2 separate regions of the Mus musculus genome follow, and region 2 is linked to region 1. A link is a loop called in an ENCODE intact Hi-C map of the cell type or tissue named here. Cell type or tissue: heart. All regions are shown on one strand. Links, peaks and the distances in the headings refer to the core of each region. The heading gives the core; the rest is flanking DNA.

Region 1 (2,914 bases), core at 204-2,703:
GTGTTTAAGGCATATAAGTCCATTATCAATATAGGTTTCATATGCCTGGGAAGGAGATGCAGCAGAACTGAGAGTAGACTGCAGGGGGCTCAGAGCCCGCTGGTTTTCCCCTTGCTGATCCTGGTTCACTTGGGACTTGGCTGACTTCATACTTCCCACTTTTCCCTCCTCTGAATGGCCGGCCTGAAGGTGACTGGTAACCGAAAAGGGATGGAGAGAGTTGCACCACTGAAACAGATGAGGCTAAAGGATGGGGGCAGGAGGAGTTAAGTACCAATGTAAACTAAAGGTGCACAACGAGGAGCTTCTTTAAAATGAAATGAAGTCAAAACATAACGTTGATTCAGACAGCGTACTTCCACTCCCCTACTAAGGTTAATTGACACAAGCAATAGCCAATAAAGACAGTCTATACGTAGGCAAAATTTACACTATAGGAATGTTTCCAGAAGTTCTATTCCCCACATGGAGAACTGCTAAGCAAGCGGAAGGCTTCTGATCTCATTCTGAATAATTTCTATGGTCGGGGGCGGAGGGTGAGGGTTGCAGCCACAACTTCAAGCTATCTCAAAGTCTACGTGAACCAAGTTTCTTGTACTAAATGACAACACTCTTTGACTGTCCAGGACCTAACCAAGTGCATCCCCCTGGACACTGCTGCCAAGTCTCACAAACTGTACGCCGAGGTGGCTTCCAGTTGTGTTTACAGTAACTCACAATCACTCACTCCTATACTGGCAAGCCTTCCGCTACCCGCACCAAGGAACCGGGAAACCAAGGAGTCGGACACTTCAACTCTATTCAGAAATCCTGCCCGTAAGGAGCAAGACCAGAGCTAGACAGCCCCTGGACACCATTGCTCGTTCAAGTGCCCCAAGGGCCCGAGTAGAGGAGCCCCAGTCAGGGTCACAGTCTAAGGGCCCACGCAGCCCACCAGACGCAGAGCGCTCTGCAAAGCCGCTGAGAAGCCCGACCCCAGAATGCTGGGGCACCACGCTTCTCCACCCCGCCGCGGCCGCGCAGACCCACCCACCCCGCCGCCGTCCTGCTTCACCTCCCCGGCTGCCTCCGAAAGCGCGCGGGAGTCCTGCGCGCTGCAAAGTGGGCGAACTCCACCCCGCACTCCCTTCTCCCCCCGCGTCCCTTCCTCCCGCCTCAGCTTAGCCTGCGGCCACCGCCGACAGTGCACCCAGCCAACTCCGCTGCTCGCGCCCAAGCTGTCCCCCTCAAGGCGCGCGCAACTTATGTAGGCCGCGCACGGCGCGACCACGCCCAAATCCCGCCTATTTCCGGTCCTCTGCCCCGCCCTCTAGCACGCGAGCTCCCCTCGGAGGCTTCGCCTTCCGGTGTCCCCTCCCACTCCCCTCTCGTGCGCTAGACCACCACAGTCCGCCCTTTTCCGGTACCCGGGACCTGCGAGGGACAGGTCCTTTCCGGTGCCCCTCTCTGCAAGCCTGCGCTTGGCGCGTACCTTCCCTGCGCTTCTCTGTTGCGCCTGAGGCTGGTGTGAGATACTGCACCTGGTAGCATGGATGGGCCCGCTTGTTTCAGCCAGCACTGGTGCAGATGATTTCAATTCTTGGAAAAGAGGCAGCAAGTCCTGCGCAGAATGACCAGATAAGCCAGCCTTCAGGCTCTAATGGTTTAAATGGGCACTTCTAAAATACAAGAGCACCCTTGCCCCACAGATGATTTTTCATTGTAGAATGAGTCAGAGGACTCAGCCTGTAAGAGCAGCAGAGTAGATGACTGCAGCCTTTGTAGTAGGAGGGTATGCGCCAAGGCTATGTGTCGCTATGAAGCAATTCATTTCATTGGCACTAAAAGAGTTGTTAAAATTATTTGTTGGGCCGGGCAGTGGTGGCGCACGCCTTTAATCCCAGCACTCGGGAGGCAGAGGCAGGCAGATTTCTGAGTTCGAGGCCAGCCTGGTCTACAGCGTGAGTTCCAGGACAGCCAGGGCTACACAGAGAAACCCTGTCTCGAAAAAAAGAAAAAAAAAACAACAACAAAAAAAAGTTATTTGTTGGGTTGCATAAAGTTAACAGAAAACAGGAAGAATGTCAGCTTCTGAAGGACTGGTGGTAGTTCCTGTATCAAATGAGGTTTTAGGGGTAGATTACTCCCTAATACCAGGGAGGCAGGAACAGACCTAAACAAAAAACACTACCTCATAAACTAAATAAAATAATAAAGTTAATAAATTAAAACTTGTGCCCAAGTATTTTACCAAATAGAATTGGTTTTAAGTCCTATCCTTGAGGCAAGGGTAATTATTTAGAACAGGGCAGTCAAAAGCATAATCAAGTAAATAAATGGAAAGTCTGGACAAGACCACCCAAAAATCACCTTGGCTTTGGCACTTCTTGTTACCTATTACATGTTTACCTGCATGTATGTTTATGTACATGGTTGCCTGGTTCCTGCTGTAGGTCAGAAAAGGGTGTTGGATACCCTGGAACTGGAGTTATAAACAGTTGTGAACCACCACGTGGGTGCAGGGAATTGAGCCCAGGGAGGGCCTGTGGAAGAGCAGCCAGTGCTCTTAACCACTGAGTCATCTCTCCTCCCTGTCCTATTATGTTCTTTAATGTTGTATTTTAGCTTTGAATCTCTGAACTATACCTGCAACTTGAATATTAGACAAACACTATGTTGTCTGTTTTCCTCATTTATAACTAGAGAAAGAACAGGCTGCTGAACTGACCAATAGACTTACCTTTTGCCACACAGAGTGGCCATGAAGCCTGTGATGAGCACACCTTCAGATAACTGAACTGACACATTTATATTTGCATATGCCTTTGTTGGCCTATGCTAATAATGAACCCAAAAATAATATTTCCAACCAGGGGTTGTGGCACATACCTTTACAGGCACACAACTCCCAGCACTCAAGAGGCCGAGGCAGGAA
Region 2 (2,914 bases), core at 103-2,602, 680 kb before region 1:
TGGGGACAAGCTTTAGCTAGTTAATAACAAAAGAGAAACTAATATTACTCTCTAAGGTTCACATGTACCTCAAGTGGCTTTTGTGTCTTATTCTTTTTTTGTTGTTTGTTTTGTTTTTTCGAGACAGGGTTTCTCTGTGTACCCCTGTCTGTCCTGAAACTCACTCTGTAGACCAGGCTGGCCTCGAACTCAGAAATCCGCCTGCCTCTGCCTCCCAAGTGCTAGGATTAAAGGCGTGTGCCACCACCGCCCGGCATGTCTTATTCCTAACCCAAATCTATTCTTCTTTATATATGAACATCACCACCAGCCTCAAATTTGATTGGATCACAGTCTTCTGTGTTTGTTTCTTCTCCCTAGCTGCCAATCTCAGTGTTGTTTGTCCTGAAACTGTTGCCCAGCTTCTCAGCTGTACATAGAGCCTCTTTATCACAGGCTTCAGCTAGAGGTGACTACTAATTCTCTATTCATATTTTGTATTAACTAGTTTTTATTTGCCCAGACAGACTTTACCTATATCCCAGGCTGATCATGAACTTGGGCAGATCTTCTGCCTCAGCTTCCCAAGGGATTACAGGTGTGTGAAGTAGAAACTTATAGTTTCTTTGGAAAGTTAGTTATGTCAAATGATGTTTTGCTGGGGCACTCAGGTGAAAGGATGTCTTGCTAAAGCAGACATAGATGAAAGGATGTTTTCCTGAAGCAGACACAGGTGAAAGGATATCTTGCTATATAGCAAACATGTGGAAGGACCTGAGATGAAGGAGCATAAATGTGACCCCACAGGTGTGAGCCACCACACTTTGCTCTGAACACGTTTTCAACATTGTCATTTATGGGCTTCTGCCATTTTTTCCATGTACCTACTTGGAGCTTGAAAATCTGAGTTTTCTTATTTATATGAATATGTAGGTCCATGATATTTCAGTAGTTCCCAACTTTATTTTTAATCTTGGGAATTGTTTAGTTCCTTTCAGCTTTTTGAGATTCTCTGATAAGATATTGAAATCTTTCTGTATTTTCCTTAAACTCATCAAATTTCCTTTAAACAATGATCTCAGCAGCTCACTGGGACTTTGCCCATGCAGGTTACTGCCTGGACAGTTTCTGGTCGAGTACTTTGAGTACTAGACAAGCTCAGGGTTCCCTAAATGCTCTTGGTACAAGCTGGTATGACACATGTGCTCCCAGGGGTCAGATACTGAGCCTGTTTGTCCTGAGGGGGATGGTTTTCTCTGAGCTGGTTGTCACTTCCGTGTTTTAGCACTAGATGGCGACCAGGTTCATTCAGCTTTGCCTGTTCTCACTGTTGCTGTTTTTAGACACGAATCAACGCCCAGATTTGTTTCAATACATTTCTTGGAGTGTTGTTTAAAAGGAAATTTGAGATCTTGAAATGACCTGCCCCCAAGAAATGCTTGACTATTAGGGTTAGATGCCTCTTCCATAGTCTGTGGTTAGAGTCTGCTGGATTCTACCCTCTTCTGGGCACAGCCACCATGGATAGATTCTCTTTCATTGTGTGGTCTTTTTGCTCTGATGATGATTTTCTTTGTTGTACATAATGGTTTTTTAAATTAGTTTTGTATAATTCCATTTGTCAGTTTTTCCTGTCTTGCAGCTGTCAACATCTTGAGGGTTCCTCCATGGTTTCCCAGTGGTTTCAGAACTTCATGTCAACTTCATGCTCAATGACTTTCATCCATGTGCTGTAGGATGAGCTGCTGGTCTCAGAGGACAAGCTCCCCACTCCCCCCTGACAGTGCAAGGAGGTCTATGGGTTGACTCATAGCCACCCTGCTGAGCCCAGCGTGGGCCACAGTCGTTACCACTTTTAAAATCTGTGACCTTGGGCATGTTCCTTCACCTCACGCTGTGCCTCAGTTTTCGTTTACATAATTTTTTGAGATTATAATGTAATATGTTACTCAATGGGGATTAAGCCAATTGATGTTTATAGCAGATCATAGATATTTGTTGATTAAAAGCACAATGTGAAAGCAAGGTGTTAGGCTGACGGTATTTCAATACTAGAAGGACTTGTTGGCCATGAGAAGCCAGCACACGGTCCTTAACATGCCACACTAAATTAACCTAATTTCACTTTAGAAGATCTAATTATGAGGTGGCTGGGGAAACAGAATAAAGTTAATGAATTCCAGCTTGAGTAAAACACTTAAAAGTGTCTCATGATGCCTGTATAAGCAGAGAGAGGAAAGTAAGTCGATAATTTGACAGCTAGGAAGCCATTAACTATCAGATGGTGAAGTGGCTGTGTAAGGAATGTTAACCTCTGGAAATGTATTGTTTTTTTAAAGTTTATTTTTAGTTATTATAGGAGAGAACTCGAATGCAGTTCCCTCCACTATCACAGACTATACTGTATAGTTGAGTTTACCACATTTGGGAAAAATCTTAGGCCAGCATATCCAAGTGCAGTGGCTAAGCTTCTTGCTGGGAAAACACCTCCTGATCACAGCATCTTCATCTCTCCCTCTCCCTCCCTCCCTCTCCCTCTCCCTCTCCCTCTCCCTCTCCCTCTTCCTCTGTGGGTGTGGGTATTTATAAATGTGTGGGAGGGAGGGAAGGAGAGAGAGAAAGCACAAGCAGGCACACAGGAAACAGTGGAAACATTTAGAAAGTGGAGCCTTAAGTAAGAAATCCACCTGGTCCTTCCACCTTGCCATCATGTAAGGATCCATCATAGGTCCAAGAGATCCTGGACTGAGGCCTCCAAAACCTATAGGTCCCCTTACTTTCTCTGTTCATCTCAGGTACTTTGTCACAGGAGTGAACTGGTGACTAATAAAGTTTCCTTCCCATCATACTAGAGAGTTACAGTCACTCCTAGTTTTTCTAGTAGATTTCTTCCTGCTAGTGGACTGGGTCACTCAGGGACCACCAGAAGTAAGTG

The links. Peaks named below come from ENCODE experiments on the same cell type or tissue, not always from the same donor. Only the 100,000 strongest peaks of a DNase experiment are listed, where the experiment ranks them.
Region 2: it touches region 1 in a loop (3.0-fold over the local background); 8 of 42 quality-filtered maps call a loop at or near these places.

Annotation. Positions count from the first base shown.
Region 1 is chr6:148,894,964-148,897,877 of GRCm38, forward strand. It overlaps Caprin2 (caprin family member 2), which reads right to left and starts at 1,274. Exons shown (of 19, transcript NM_181541.4): 1 at 1,055-1,274; 2 at 1-193. The coding sequence starts at 150. In heart, for the core only: a CTCF peak has its summit at 1,367; a DNase peak (open chromatin) is centred at 1,278; H3K4me3 peaks cover 1,736 bases; H3K27ac peaks cover 1,399 bases.
Region 2 is chr6:148,213,730-148,216,643 of GRCm38, forward strand. The region is part of intron 1 of 4732416N19Rik (RIKEN cDNA 4732416N19 gene); the gene reads left to right. Among named protein-coding and RNA genes, the nearest start is that of Ergic2, 2.8 kb to the left of the region's middle. In heart, for the core only: a CTCF peak has its summit at 1,261 (motif pointing right); no DNase peak of the experiment used is centred there.